2 separate regions of the Homo sapiens genome follow, and region 1 is linked to region 2. Evidence: chromatin loops called from intact Hi-C (ENCODE). Cell type or tissue: CD4-positive, alpha-beta T cell. All regions are shown on one strand.

Region 1 (8,000 bases), 44 kb after region 2:
ATCCTTTTCCCACTTTTTGATGGGGTTGTTTGATTTTTTCTTGTATATTTGGATATTAGCCCTTTATCAGATGGGTAGATTGTAAAAATTTTCTCCCATTGTGTAGGTTGCCCGTTCACTCTGATGGTAGTTTCTTTTGCTGTGCAGAAGCTTTTTAGTTTAATTAGATCCCATTTGTCTATTTTGGCTTCTGTGCCATTGCTTTTGGTGTTTTAGTCATGAAGTCCTTGCCCATGCCTATGGCCTGAATGGTATTGCCTAGGTTTTCTTACAGGGTTTTTCTGGTTTTAGGTCTAACATTTAAGTCTTTAATGCATCTTGAATTAATTTTTGTATCAGCTATAAGGAAGGGATCCAGTTTCAGCTTTCTACATATGGCTAGCCAGTTTTCCCAGCACCATTTATTAAATAGGGAATCCTTTCCCCATTGCTTGTTTTTGTCGGGTTTGTCAAAGATCAGAAGGTTGTACATGTGTGGTTTTATTACCGAGGGCTATATTCTGTTCCATTGGTCTGTATCTCTGTTTTTGTACCAGTACCATGCTGTTTTGGTTACTGTAGCCTTGTAGTATAGTTTGAAGTCAGGTAGCATGATGCCTCCAGCTTTGTTTTTTTGGCTTAGGATTGTCTTGGCAATGCGGGCTCTTTTTTGGTTCCATATGAACTTTAAAGTAGCTTTTTCCAATTCTGTGAAGAAAGTCATTGGTAGCTTGATGGGGATGGCATTGAATCTATAAATTACCTTGGGCAGTATGGCCATTTTCATGATATTGATTCTTCCTATCCATGAGCATGGAATGTTCTTCCATTTGTTTGTGTCCTCTTTTATTTTGTTGAGCAGTGGTTTGTAGTTCTCCTTGAAGAGGTCCTTCACATCCCTTGTAAGTTGGATTCCTATGTATTTTATTCTCTTTGAAGCAGTCGTGAATGGGAGTTCACTCATGATTTGGCTCTCTGTCTGTTATTGGTGTATAGGAATGCTTGTGATTTTTGCACATTGATTTTGTATCCTGAGACTTTGCTGAAGTTGCTTATCAGCTTGAGATATTGGGCTGAGACGATGGGGTTTTCTAAATACACAATCATGTCATTTGCAAACAGGGACAATTTGACTTCCTCTTTTCCTAATTGAATACTCTTTGTTTCTTTCTCTTGCCTGATTGCCCTGGCCAGAACTTCCAACACTATGTTGAATAGGAGGGTGAGGGAGGGCATCCCTGTCTTGTGCCAGTTTTCAAAGGGAATGCTTCCAGTTTTTGCCCATTGAGTATGATATTGGCTGTGGGTTTGTCATAAATAGCTTATTATTTTAAGATATGTCCCATCAATACCTAATTTATTGAGAGTTTTTAGCATGAAGGGCTGTTGAATTTTGTCGAAGGCCTTTTCTGCATCTATTGAGATAATCATGTGGTTTTTGTCTTTGGTTCTGTTTATATGATGGATTACGTTTATTGATTTGCGTATGTTGAACCAGCCTTGCATCCCAGGGATGAAGCCAACTTGATTGTGGTGGATAAGCTTTTTGATGTGCTGCTGGATTCAGTTTGGCAGTATTTTATTGAGGATTTTCACATCCATATTCATCAGGGATATTGGTCTAAAATTCTCTTTTTTTTATTGTGTCTCTGCTAGGCTTTGGTATCAGGATGATGCTGGCCTCATAAAATGAGTTAGGGAGGATTCCCTCTTTTTCTGTTGATTGGGATAGTTTCAGAAGGAATGGTACCAGCTCCTCTTTGTACCTCTGGTAGAATTCGGCTGTGAATCCATCTGGTCCTGGACTTTTTTTGGTTCATAGGCTATTAATTATTGCCTCAATTTCAGAACCTGTTATTGGTCTGTTCAGGGATCCACCTTCTTCCTGCTTTAGTCTTGGGAGGGTGTATGTGTCCAGGAATTTATCCATTTCTTCTAGATTTTCTAGTTTATTTGCATCAAGGTGTTTATAGTATTCTCTGATGGTAGTTTGTATTTCTGTGGGATCGGTGGTGATATGCCCTTTATCATTTTTTATTGCATCTATTTGATTCTTCTCTCTTTTCTTCTCTATTAGTCTTGCTAGCGGTCTATCCATTTTGTTGATCTTTTCAAAAAACCAGCTCCTGGATTCACTGATTTTTTTTGAAGGGTTTTTTGTGTCTCTATCTCCTTCAGTTCTGCTCTGACCTTAGTTACTTCTTGCCTTCTGCTAGCTTCTGAATGTGTTTGCTCTTGCTTCTCTGGATCTTTTAATTGTGATGTCAGGGTGTCAATTTTAGATCTTTCCTGCTTTCTCTTGTGGTCATTTAGTGCTATAAATTTCCCTCTACACACTGCTTTAAATGTGTCCCAGAGATTCTGGTATGTTGTGTCTTTGTTCTCATTGGTTTCAAAGAACATCTTTTATTTCTGCCTTCATTTTGTTATGTACCTGATAGTCATTCAGGGGCAGGTTGTTCAGTTTCCATGTAGGTGAGCGGTTTTGAGTGAGTTTCTTAATCCTGAGTTCTAGTTTGATCGCACTGTGGTCTGAGAGACAGTTTGTTATAATTTCTGTTCTTTTACATTTGCTGAGGAGTGCTTTACTTCCAACTATGTGGTAAGTTTTGGAATAAGTGTGATGTGGTGCTGAGAAGAATGTATATTCTGTTGATTTGGGATGGAGAGTTCTGTAGATGTCTATTAGGTCTGCTTGGTGCAGAGCTGAGTTCAATTCCTGGATATCCTTGTTACAACTTTCTGTCTCGTTGATCTGTCTAATGTTGACAGTGGAGTGTTAAAGTCTCCCATTATTATTGTGTGGGAGTCGAAGTCTCTTTGTTGGTCTCTAAGGACTTGCTTTGTGAATCTGGGTGCTCTTGTATTGGATGCATATATATTTAGAATAGTTAGCTCTTTTTGTTGAATTGATCCCTGTACCATTATGTAATGGCCTTCTTTGTCTCTTTTGATCTTTGTTGGTTTAAAGTCTGTTTTATCAGAGACTAGGATTGCAGCCCTTGCTTTTTTTTGTTTTCCATTTGCTTGTTAGATCTTCCTCCATCCCTTTATTTTGAGCCTATGTGTGTCTCTGCACGTGAGATGGGTCTCCTGAATACAGCACACTGATGGGTCTTGACTCTTTATCCAGTTTGCCAGTTTGTGTCTTTTAATTGGAGCATTTAGCCCATTTACATTTAAAGTTAATACTGTTAGGTGTGTATTTGATCCTGTCATTATGATGTTAGCTGGTTATTTTGCTCGTTAGTTGATGCAGTTTCTTCCTAGCAGCGATGGTCTTTACAATTTGTCATGTTTTTGCAGTGGCTGGTACGGGTTGTTCCTTTCCATGTTTAGTGCTGCCTTCAGGAGCTCTTGTAAGGCAGGCCTGGTGGTGACAAAATCTCTCAGCATTTGCTTGTGTGTAAAGGATTTTATTTCTCCTTCACTTATGAAGCTTAGTTTGGCTGGATATGAAATTCTGGGTTAGAAATTCTTTTCTTTAAGAATGTTGTATATTGGCTTTCACTCTCTTCTGGCTTGTAGAGTTTCTGCAGAGAGATCTGCTGTTAGTCTGATTGGCTTCCCTTTGTGAGTAACCTGACCTTTCAGTCTGACAATTATGTGTCTTGGGGTTGCTCTTCTCGAAGAGTATCTTTGTGGCATTCTCTGTATTACCAGAATTTGAATGTTGGCCTGCCTCGCTAGATTGGGGGGGTTCTCCTGGATTATATCCTGAAGAGTGTTTTCCAGCTTGGTTCCATTCTCCCTGTCACTTTCAGGTACACCAATAAGACGTAGATTTGGTCTTTTCACATGGTCCCATATTTCTTGGAGGCTTTGTTCGTTTCTTTTTACTCTTCTTTCTCTAAACTTCTCTTCTCTCTTCATTTCATTCATTTGATCTTCAATCACTGATACTCTTTCTTCCACCTGATCAATTCGGCTACTGAAGCTTGTGCATGCATCACGTAGTTCTTGTGCCATGGTTTTCAGCTCCATCAAGTCATTTAAGGACTTCCCTACGCTGTTTATTCTAGGCAGCCATTCATCTAATCTTTTTTCAAGGTTTTTAGCTTCTTTGCGATGGGTTCGAGCATCCTCCTTTAGCTCGGAGAATTTGTTATTACCGATTGTCTGAAGCCTTCTTCTCTCAACTCGTCAAAGTCATTCTCCGTCCAGCTTTGTTCTGTTGCTGGCGAGGAGCTGCGTTCCTTTGGAGGAGAAGAGGCGCTCTGATTTTTAGATTTTTCAGCTTTTCTGCTCTGGTTTCTCCCCATCTTTGTGGTTTTATCTACCTTTGGTCTTTGATGATGGTGACGTACAAAATGGGATTTTGGTGTGGATGTCCTTTCTGTTTGTTGGTTTTCCTTCTAACAGTCAGGACCCTCAGCCGCAGGTCTGTTGGAGTTTGCTGGAGGTCCACTCCAGACCGTGTTAGCCTGGTTATCACCAGCGGAGGCTGCAGAACAGCGAATGTTGCAGAACAGAGATGTTGCTACCCGATCTTTCCTCTGGAAGCTTCGTCTCAGAGGGGCACCCAGCTGTATGAGGTGCCAGTCGGCCCCTACTGGGAGGTGTCTCCCAGTTAGGCTACTGGGAGGTCAGGGCCCCACTTGAGGAGGCAGTCTGTCTGTTCTCAGATCTCAAACTCTGTGCTGGGAAAACCACTGCTCTCATGAAAGCTGTCAGACCTGGATGTTTAAGTCTGCAGAAGTTACTGCTGCCTTTTGATCATACTGGTGACCAGGGAAGCGGGGGAAAGCCGGCAGTAACAGGCCTCACCCAGCTCCCACAAAGCCCGAAAGGCCAGTGCCACTCCCAAGGTGCCTCTTCCAGCAGCACTGAGTTAATTTCCAGGCAGCTGCTGAGCAGTATTGAGAAGCTGCCCCAGGCTATATGCCCTCCCCCTCCCCCGAGGAAGTAAGCAGGGCTTTCAGGTTTCACGCTTCCCTACCTGCCGTGGTTTCTTTGCTGCTTTCTGCACTGCCTGTTTGCCTCCTCCCCCGATTCTGTCCAGGAAACTTCATGTTTGTTTGAAACTGTTACACAGTTCAGCTGGAAGTTTCCTTCTCCTTGGGGTCTTTCCCCAATTCCACTGGCAGCTCTCCCCAAGGGCCTCTGTGAGACAAAGTCAGGAATGGCTTCCCTGGTGACAGAGAGTGCCCACAGGGCTCTTCTGCTTCTTCCTTTATCCCTATATTTCTCACAGCTCTCTAAATTAATCTCAGCTCCAGGTGAGGTCACATCCTTCTCTCGTGAATTGGCCCTTTGGGATCCCCAGTGAGGATGTGTGTTCAGAGGCAGACATTCCCTTTCACACATTGGGCACTCAGAGTTTTTTGGCTGTCTCAGGGGACCAGCAGCTGTAAACTGCTTCCTTTGAAAGGTCTATGGATTCTCTCGGCTTTCCTGGTACGTTCCCGTGGTAGTAGTTCTTCGAGTAAAAGTTCACGGTGTGAGTCTCCACACACTACTCGGTGTGTCTGAGTGGGAGCTCCAAGTTAGTTATGCGCCCTGTCTGCCATTATTTTCCCATTTTGAGTTAGTTTTCATATATTGTGTTATGTAAAAGTCCAACTTCATTCTTTTGCATGTGGATATCCAGTTTTCCCAGCAACATTTGTTAAAAACCTGTCCTTTTCCCATTGAATGGTCTTGGCTCCCTTCCCAAAAATCCTTTGACCATAAAGTGAGATGCTTTTTTTCCTCTGAATTCTTTATTTCATTGTTCTGTATGTCTGTTTTCATGCCAGTACTGCACTATTTTTATTAACGTAGCTTTGTAGTAAGTCTTGAAATCAGTAAGTATGAGTTTTCTAGCTTTGTACCTCTTTTTCAAAACTGTTTTGGCTATTCAGGGTCCCTTAATATTCCATATGAATTTTAGAATGGATTTTTCTCTTTCTGCAGAAAGCATTGTTGGGATTTCAGTAGGAACTGCATTGAATCTGTAGGTCACTTTGGATAGTATTGACATCTTAACAATATTAAGTTTTCTAATTGATGAACATGTAATGTCTTTCTAATTATTTATGTATTCTTTAATTTCTTAAAGCAGTGTTTTGTAGTTTTTGTCGTACAGATCTTTCACTGTCTTGGTTAATTCCTAAGGTTTCTTTTTTTTGCTGTTGTAAATGGAATTATTACTTCAAGAAGTGTTCTAGTTAGTGCGTAAAAATGTAACTCATTTTTGTGTTGACTTTGTATTTGCTTCTTTGCTAAATTAATTTATTAGTTCTAACAGGTTTTTTTTTTTTTTTGGAATCTTTAGGGTTCCCTGCATATAAGATCATATCATTTGTAAGAAGATAATTTTACTTTTTCTTTCCAGTTTGGTTGTCTTTTGTTTCTTTTTCTTTCCTAATTGCTCTGGGTAGAACTTCCAGTACTATGTTGAATAGAAGTGATGAAATCAGGAATTCTTGCCTTGTTGTAGATCTTAGAGGAAAAGCTTTGAGTCCTTTACCATTTGATCTTAAAGGAAAAGCTTTTAGTCCTTTACCATGTGTCTGATGTTCACTGTGGGTTTCTCGTGAGTGTTTATATCATGAAAGCATATTGAATTTTGTCAGATACTTTTTCTGCATCAATTGAGAGGACCATGTAGGGTTTTTTTTTCCTCCTTAATTCTGTTAATGAGGTGTATTGCCTTGATTGATTTCCATATGTACAACTATCCTTGCATTCCAGGATAAATCCCACTTGGTCATGATGTATATAATCTTTTAATATGCTGCTGAATTCAGTTTGCTAGTATTTTGTTGAGAATTTTTACATCACTGTTAATAATGGATATTGGTTTGTAGTTTTTTTTTTCTCTTTTTAGGTTGCTCTCATTTCTATTTCTAAAAATAATTTTAATTGACACAGTCATTGTACATATTTATGGAGTACATAGTGATGTTACAGTACATATAATGTATCAGGGTAATTAGCATATCCATGATCTCAAACACTTCTTTGTGTTGGGAACATTCAGTATCCTCCTCCTAGCTGTTTGAAACTATATTATTATTGTTAATTATAGTCATCCTACAGTACTATAGAATACAATAACTTATTTCTCCAACTATTATCATTAGCTGTAATTTTGCATCCTTTAACACATCTCTCCCTATGCCTCCCTTCCCCTTCTTGGTTTCTACTATCCTTTGTTGGTTTGTGGTTTTCTTGTGTGTCTTTGTCTGGCTTTGGTATCAGGGTAATGCTGGCCTCACAGAATAAGTCAGGAAGTGTTCCCTCCTCTTCTGTTTTTTTTTTTTTGTTTTTTTGTTTTTTTTTTTGGAAAAGTTTGAGAAGGCTTGGTTTTAGTTCTTTTTCACATGTTGAGCAGAATTCACCAGTGAAGCCATCATGTCCAGGGCTTTTCTTTGTTGGGAGGTTTTTGATTACTCATTCAATCTCCATACTGATATAGGATTTTCAGATTTTCTGTTTGTTATTCTGTTTCAGTAAGTTTTGTGTTTCTCACAGTTTTTCCTCATCTAGGTTATGCAGTTGTTGACATTCGGTTGTTTATAGTATCCTCTTATCATCCTTTGTATTTCTGTGAAACTATTAGCAATGCCCTACTTTCATTTCTGATTTCAGTAATTTGAGTCTTTTCTTTTTTTCTTAGTCTAGCTAGAGATTTATCAGTTTTGTTCCTTTTTGAAGAACCAACTTTTAGTTTCATTGATTTTTCCATGTTGCTTTCCTGTTTCCCATTTTGTTTATCTCTGTTCTTTATTGTTTTATTTCTTCTGCTAGCTTTGGGTTTAGTTTGTTCTTTTTCTGGTTTTTAAAGTTGTAAAAATAGGTTCTTGAATTGAGAACTTTCTTTTTGTTTCGTGTGTTAATAACTATAAATGTCTTCCTTAGCACTGCTTTATCTGTGTCCCATAAATTTTCTTATGTTGTGTTTTTCGTTTGTCTCTAAGTATTTTCTAATTACTCTTGTGATTGATTCTTCGCCCCATTGGTTGTTTGATTTCCACGCATTTGTGAATTTTCCATTTTCCTTCTTTTATTGATTTCTAACTTCATTGTATTGTGCT
Region 2 (8,000 bases):
TCAGGCTCGTCTCGCATGCCTGAACTCAGGTGATCCACCCGCCTAGGCCTCCCAAAGTGCTGGGATTATACGCGTGAGCCACCGCGCCTGGCCACCTGGCCTCTATAATACTCTAGTCTTATTATGCAAAGATTTATTATTTCAAAATTCTTTTCTTTCCCTCAACTATTTAAAAGTATAAGAACTGGCTGGACATGGTGACTCTCTCCTCCTCTCTCATATTTTCCCACTTCTTCCCCCACAAAGGGAAAACCCTATCAGATAACACTGCCTCCAGGTTTAAACAGGTACCAAGGAGATACAAGTGATCATCTTGGCAAGCTTAAAATTTATGTCAACCAAATATAATGGGAAAACATAAATTAAGGACACATAAAAGCTAAACTATTTATAAATGACATTGAATGAATTGAAATCATGAAATGCTCAGGAAAATAAAATATAAGGTAATATTAAAATTTACATTTTCATTGATATAAAATTCATTTTAAAGTTTGTGTGTATGTGATTTAGTTCTATATTTATTGAAAATGAAGGATGATTATGATATATTTAGAGAAAAAGACTGCAAAAGAATATGACCATATGATTCTATTTTTGTTTTAAACATGAGTGTGCATTTGTTCAAAGAATAAAAATGTCTTAAAAGGTAACAACAAAAATATGTATAACATAGTAGTTATCTCTGAGCGACAGGATTATAAATAAAGATTTTTTTCTAACTTTTCCAGAGTAAACATAAATTGTTTTTGTAAATTTTAATACTTAATGAAACAAATCATGGCCTGGCACTCAAGAAACATTTTACTCTGAGATAGGGAGCAGGATTTATTTATTCGGGGGCCAGAGAGGGGAGTGAGTAACAATACTTAACGGTTATATTTTGCTGGTTACCAAGTTTTGTTTTTCTGTTTGTTTGTTTTTGCGATCTTTTTGAAATGGAGTCTCGCTCTGTTGTCCAGGCTGGAGTGCAGTGGCACGACCTCAGCTCACTGCAATATCTGCCTCCCAGGTTCAAGCAATTCTCATGCCTCAGCCTCCCAAGTAGGTGGAATTACAGGTGTGTGCCACCATGCCTGGCTAATTTTTGTATTTCTAGTAGAGATGGAGTTTCACCATGTTAGCCAGGCTGCTTTTGAACTCCTGACCTCAAGTGACCCACCTATCTTGGCCTCCCAAAGTGCTAGGATTACAGGTGTGAGCCACCGAGCTCAGTCAGCCAGTGACCAAATTTTTAAAGAGATCCTCACTAAGCATCAGAAAATTCTGGATCCATTTTCTGGCTCTGCCATGGGCCATCTGGGCATGTTGGACAAGTCACGCTGAGACACAGTTTACCTATCTAAAATGTGAAGGTGTAAATGTACTTAATCTAGAATTTCTTTCCCAGAACTAATATTCATTGACTTCACATTCCTAGTTCTGTGGTAACCAGTAACATGGTGATATGGTTTGGCTGTGTCTCAGATGGAGATAAGGAACTTGTGAACCTCTGCCTAGATTTCAGAAGATATATGGAAATGCCTGGATGCCCAGGCAAAAGTTTTCTGCAAAGGCGGGGCCCTCATGGAGAACCTCTGCTAGGGCAGTGCAGAAGAGAAATGTGGGGTTGGAGCCCCCACACAGAGTCCCTACTGGGGAACTGCCTAGTGGAGCAATGAGAAGAGGACCATTGTCTTCCAGACCCCAGAATGGTAGATCTACCCAACAGCTTGCACTGTGCACCTGGAAAAGCCACAGAAACTCAATGCCAGACCGTGAAAGCAGCCAGGAGGGAGGCTGTACCCTGCAAAGCCACAGGAGTGGAGCTGCCCAAGACCATGGGAACCTACCTTTTGCATCAGCATGACCTGGATGTGAGAGATGAAGTCAAAGGAGATCATTTTGGGGCTTTAAAATTTGACTGCCCTACTGGATTTCAGACTTGCGTGGGCCCTGTAACCACTTTGTTTTGGCCAATATCTCCCAGTTGGAATGGCTGTATTTACTCAATACCTGTACCTCCACTGCATCTAGGAAGTAACTAGTTTGCTTTTGATTTTACAGGCTTACAAGCAGAAGGGACTTGCCTTATCTCAGATGAGACTTTGGACTGTGGACTTTTGGGTCAATGCTGAAACAAGCTAAGACTTTGGGGGACTGTTGGAAGGCATGATTGGTGTTGAAATGTGAGGACATGAGATTTGGAGGGGCCAGGGGCAGAATGACATGGTTTGGCTGTGTCCCCACCCAAATCTCAACTTGAATTGTACCTCCCAGAATTCCTGTGTGTTGTGGGAGGGACCCAAAAGGAGGTAGTTGAATCACAGAGGCCAGTCTTTCCCGTGCTATTCTCGTGATACTGAATAAGTCTCATGAGATCTAATGGGTTTATCAGAGGCTTCCGCTTTTGACTCTTCCTCATTTTCTCTTGCTGCTGCCATGTAAGAAGTGCCTTCCTCCTCCCGCCATGATTTTGAGGCCTCCCTAGCCATGTGGAACTGTAAGTCCACCTAAATTTCTTTTTCTTCCCAGTCTCAGGGAAGCAGTGTGAAAATGGACTAATACACATGGGTAGATCTTTTCTTTTCCTTCCCAGGTATTAATTAATTTATTAATTAGTTTATTCCTCCATCCATGCATTCATACATCTATCTCTTTGATCGAATAATATTTATTGGCAAGCTATTACGTGTCTAGAACTTAGCTGAAGCATTTCCTGTGATTTTTTGGTTGAAGCTTGTTTTCTCTGTATATTTCTTAGGGAATAATATTCATTCAGTTCTTGTATGCTCACAATTGCTTTATTTTTCCGTAGCTTTTATATTTTAACGTAAGTTTGGGTATGCATAAAAATTTCTTTTTTTTTTTTTTTTTGAGACAGAGTCTCGCACTGTTGCCTGGTCTGGAGTGCAATGGCACGATCTCAGCTTACTGCAACCTCCGCCTCCCGGGTTCATGCTATTCTCCTGCCTCAGCCTCCCTAGTAGCTGGGATTACAGGCACGCACCACCACACCTGGCTAATTTTTGTATTTTTAGTAGAGATGGGTTTTCACTATGTTGGCCAGACTGATCTCAAACTCCTGACCTCGTGATCTGCCCTCCCTTGGCCTCCCAAAGTGTTGGGATTACAGGCATGAGCCACTGCACCCAGCCTACTTTTTTCTTTTTAATAAATATATTGCTCCATGGACTTATGAAATCTGATGTAAATATGATTTTATTTATGATTTTATTTTTGATGACTTGGTCTTTATGCCTGAATGTTCAAAGAGTTTTTTTATTTTCCAGTTATACTGGAATATGTCTTGGTATTGGCCATTCTGGCTCCACTTTTCCAAGGTTAATGGTGTGCTCTTTCAAAATAGGTGTTCAGTTTTTTTATAATTTTAAGAACGTCTTGTTGTATTATGGATTTTTGTATTTCCTTTGTTCCGTTGCTTTCATTTTCCTTCCAACATAAGTTACACTTATGTTGGATTTTCGTTTCCTGTCTTCTATATTTATCATTTTTCTCTCGGATCCTTTCTATTTCTTTCTTTCTGTTTTCTTTTCCTCCTTTGTAAATTGTATTTCCCAAGTCTTGTTTCTGAAAATAGTGAACTAGGTTGTTTTAGAACAATTTGAAGGTATTGAAAAACCACTCATGTAGTGAGGACTTATGGGGCCAGGATCCAGAAGAAAAGGGAACCCCAGAGAGCTGAGCCTGACATGTGCCATTGCTTTTAGTCTTGAGGCATTTGCCTATTTGAGAACAATGGCTGAAAGGATGAGAATTTGAACAAAACTTTCAATAGACTCAAGGAGTTGAGGGGAAAATTGGAGTTCTGAGCTGCACAAGGAGGATGAGATCTAAAATAAAACAAAAACCGAAACACGAAAACACTAGGCTTTCAATTGGGACCACAAGAGACCACATTTTATGAAAAAGGATAAATTGGAAATGGACCAGTGACTCAACTCCAGTTCTGAATTATATCAGTCCCCAATTCATGTTTAGCCATCTCGTCTCTGAGTTTCCTGGTTCTAATATATGCTGTTACTTTATAGTTTCCATTATTTTCTTAATTTGCTTCCATTAATTTTGTTATATTATTTAGTTTTCATTTTTTTAAATTATGTCTTTTCTGGTACATATTAACTACCCATTTTTTCATTATTTAGTTTATTTTCTTTATAATAGTGTACTTGTTTTGTGTTCGACCATCTCCTTTCTGTTGCTTTTGTATAAACAAAATCAGGTGTTCTGTACTTTTAGGAAATGCCTCCCTTGAAGGGAAATGGGATATGCTATGATAGCCTTTATAGTTTCAGTGCTTAAGAGATTCCTCCCCTATTATTATCACATAGCAGACAGATTAAGATACACATGTAGACGTGGATGGCCTTTGTGTCGTCACACCCACTTCCAGAGATGTGCCTTCTCTGGAGACCCACCTGACCTCCCAGTGTTTGATCTTTTTCTCTCAACAAACAACAAAGGCATTGTAAGGTCGTCAAAATATTGGATTTACTCTCAGAGTTTCTATCCTGCTCAATTTGAATTTTCTTCACGGAAGTGTTTTCCTCAGGAAAGATATTTTATTGGCTATTTCTGAGTTATTTGAGTACATAAGCCACCCAGTACCTTCTGATCTTCCCATTTTCTCTTAGTGTGTGGCTGAGATATTTTTATTCTACTCAGCCATAAATTGGAGTCAGAAGCCTTCTCCTTTTTACTGTTATTTTCACAATATTTACTTGCTGAGAATCCCACTCAAGGTAAGACCTTCTCTTTTTGAGTATTTGTGGACAATTTCTGTATTGCAGTGTTCGCAGAACCTTCTAAACTCTTGTTCTCTCCTGTCCACTGCCTCTGCACAGCTGCTAAAACTAGGCATGCTCTGTATGAGTTCTACTGCTGTTGTCTGTGGTTTGGGTGGGGCAAAACCCACTGGCATTCTGAGGCTCATGGGGATGTTTTTTCAGTTGGCTTTCTGGAGGATGTGGTGAGTAGAACTTATCTTTTGCTATTCTAGTTGGTTCAGTATGCTTTTAGGAATGGATTTGGGGAAATTAAGAAACTGTACACCATAACCTTGCCCTGACTTGAAGTCAAGATGGGTTTATTTTTAAATCATGAATCTATCAATCAAGGCACTGATTCCGTGTTGCTCTACTGTCTTGACTGGCTTCTAAGATTATATTTATTTCAATATAGTTTCTGTTCAACTTAGTTAGGTGTCTATTAGCTTCCCTAAAGATACTCTTTTGAAGTATAATCAACCTCTATCTCACAGTTGCCAACATTCTTATATTGCTTTCATTTTCTTTACCACCAAACTTCAAATTTCAGTTTCTTCATTAGCTAGCCTCAGTAAGGGTATGTACATGTACATTCTGAACAATTCCTTCAATCAATGAGATCTCTTTTCCTTTAAAATCAGACTTTATTTGAGAACTGTCTTTTTGCTAAAATTGCTGTATTTTCCTCCCAGGCATGTTTCAAATTGTTCTTTATATTTCAGGAACCTCAGTCAGAATGCCTCCTTTAATGTTCAGATAACTTGCTAAATCAAAAGTAGTTTCCTCAAGTTGCTGTTGCATTAACTTAGCAGTACATTCCTTTCACATGAAAATTGGTGTATTCAAGCCTGTTACCCTCACATGACCACAGCTGAAATATTTCTCTGATGAATACAGTAAAATTACTATATCCCTCTGAAGTTTTGTAGAGTCCACTCTAGTCTTTAGAACCTGTTAGAATGTCCCTTCCTTTCTGCTAAAGAAAAGAAATTAAATGGGAGGTTAGGGTGGGGTTAGGAAGAGTGGTCTCTAGTCTCCAGTGATCTACTGCAGGGCTCTATACCTGACTCTGTTCTGTCTAATTCAATCAGCATTCCAGTATTCCATTAACACCTCCTATGTGCTGAGTTTTATGTTGAATAGAAAGGAAAAATAAGTCTCCAAGAAGGCATTGGAGTTTGATGTGGACTCAAATTCTGATTCTACTGTTCACTAGCACGTGGCCCGAGTCAGCTGTTTGATCTCTCTGAGTCTTAATTTCCATATCTGAGTATAACGATTCCTATATAACATAGCTATTGTAAACACTTAGTATGTTTTTTCATTATATTTTACATATTATATACACATACATTTTTATATATTTATATATTATATAAACATTTGTATAAATGTACAGGTATATACACATGTATCTATTTATATATGTATGCATGTATATGTATATATACATATATATTTCATCTATAATTTTATAAAAGCTGTATCATGTAGGACTCATATACGCATATATGACATGTAATAGGTGGTCAAATAAGTGTTTGTTCCTTTTGGATAATGTTATGACCTACTTGTAATTAGATAACATTTCTTTCCCTTTTTGCCTACCCAAACACACAAAATGGCTGTTAGACGGCCTATTGATTTTCTTAATGAATTAAAATTAACTGTGTTTTAAGGCATTCTATCTCAAACTGTGTGACATTTGTGAAATATATTGAGACAACGAGCAGGGTTCTTGATCTGAGGGCGGTCATAAACTATTAAGGGGTTCAGGGAGTTTTTGAATCTTCTGAAATTATATGCAAATAGGGCATGTTTGTGACTTATGCATTTTTGGAGTGAAGCAATTCATTGCTATCACCAGATTTTTAATGGGACTTAGAAACAGGAAAAAAAAGTCAAGAATCATGAAGGTGTTATAAAATCACAGCTGGGACTCAAATGATTGTATGCTTTTGGAGGTCAGAAACTGTCTATGTAATTTTCTTTTTACAATGCTTGGCACAGAGCCAGAAAGAGTTAAGTACTTAATTTTTATTTTTGAACGACTGTAATATTGACCACCTTTTCTCTACTAGGAGGGTCAGATATAAAAAGTAGAACTAAAAAATAAAAAGGAAGAGATTGGAAAGACGCGGGACAAATACCAAGAGCAGTAAAAGACTAGGAAGCAAAGAAAAAGAAGGAAAGAAAGAAAACAGGAAGAGGAGGGGGAGGAGGAAATAGAGTGGAACAGAAATAGAAATGCAAAGCGGAAGAGAAAGAGAAAGGAAAGAAAGTGGTGTGTTGGACTGCGCTGATTTGTTTCCTTCCTTCTTGTCCCCTTTCCCCAATAATCTCTTCAAGGCAAAAGGTTCCCCAGAGGCTCAATAGAAACAGGACTCTTACAGACTAAATGAAGGTGTATGAATTCTAATTTTCGCTTAATTTGATAGTAATGCCTTTGGAAAGTCACTATTTTTACACGTAGATTTTCTTTATCTGCAATCTTTAGATAATGTTAGCAAAGTTAAAAAAATTCTCTGTCTCCATGTAAGCTATATTCAAAAAATTCATTTTAATGTGATTCAATTCAAAGAGGGCATTTTCCTATAGAAACACTGTTACACAGAGTATCACTACAGTTCATAAAAACATACTTAACATGTAATGGAAGAAAAGGGAACTGGCCTTTCAGCTATCAGCTCCGAGCTTGGTAAACTGGAGCACAGCATCTCTTTTCATTTCCTTTCTCACATCCTAGGGAGCTTTGCACCAATCCATGTTCATAAATTGAGGGATATGTCTGCACTTCAAAGATCAATGGCAGCAACACTGTGAACGGCTGTTCATACATAAGTAAAACTAGTTAAATTTCCTGATTCTTACTCTTTCCCTCAGCTCTTTCCTGCCCCACATGTGTGTCCTTCTTGTCCCTAGTACCTTTCCACATTTTATATTGGGTACACGTTCCAATAGCCTCATGGAACTAGAGATCTGTTTCTTCTCAACTCTGGAAAATTCTTTCTATTCCATTTCTGCATATGACCTTTACCTTCCATCTAGATCTTTTTGGTCTTCAACTGTATAGAGTGTTATTTCTCTCTTGAACCTCCACCTTCTACCTCCAACCCCTAATCCCTGCCATTTGACTAATCAGGTATATCCTTGACAAAAGTCTGATGTACAAGGGGACAGATAATGTTACCTTGATTGACAGTGTTCTAATACATATATTAAGCAGTTGATGTA

Evidence for each region. Peaks named below come from ENCODE experiments on the same cell type or tissue, not always from the same donor. Only the 100,000 strongest peaks of a DNase experiment are listed, where the experiment ranks them.
Region 1: a loop joins it to region 2, with 2.0 times the contacts of the local background. A loop is called at or near these places in 1 of 110 quality-filtered maps.

Annotation. Positions count from the first base shown.
Region 1 is chr7:7,196,884-7,204,883 of GRCh38, forward strand. All of the region lies in intron 1 of C1GALT1 (core 1 synthase, glycoprotein-N-acetylgalactosamine 3-beta-galactosyltransferase 1), which reads left to right. Among named protein-coding and RNA genes, the nearest start is that of C1GALT1, 18 kb to the left of the region's middle. RefSeq lists enhancers at 4,461-4,979, 5,130-5,259. In CD4-positive, alpha-beta T cell, no CTCF peak of the experiment used is centred here; a DNase peak (open chromatin) is centred at 4,898; H3K4me3 peaks cover 668 bases; H3K27ac peaks cover 954 bases.
Region 2 is chr7:7,152,458-7,160,457 of GRCh38, forward strand. It overlaps a transcript of C1GALT1 not described here. Among named protein-coding and RNA genes, the nearest start is that of C1GALT1, 26 kb to the right of the region's middle. In CD4-positive, alpha-beta T cell, a CTCF peak has its summit at 4,630; a DNase peak (open chromatin) is centred at 4,904; H3K4me3 peaks cover 2,471 bases; H3K27ac peaks cover 4,323 bases.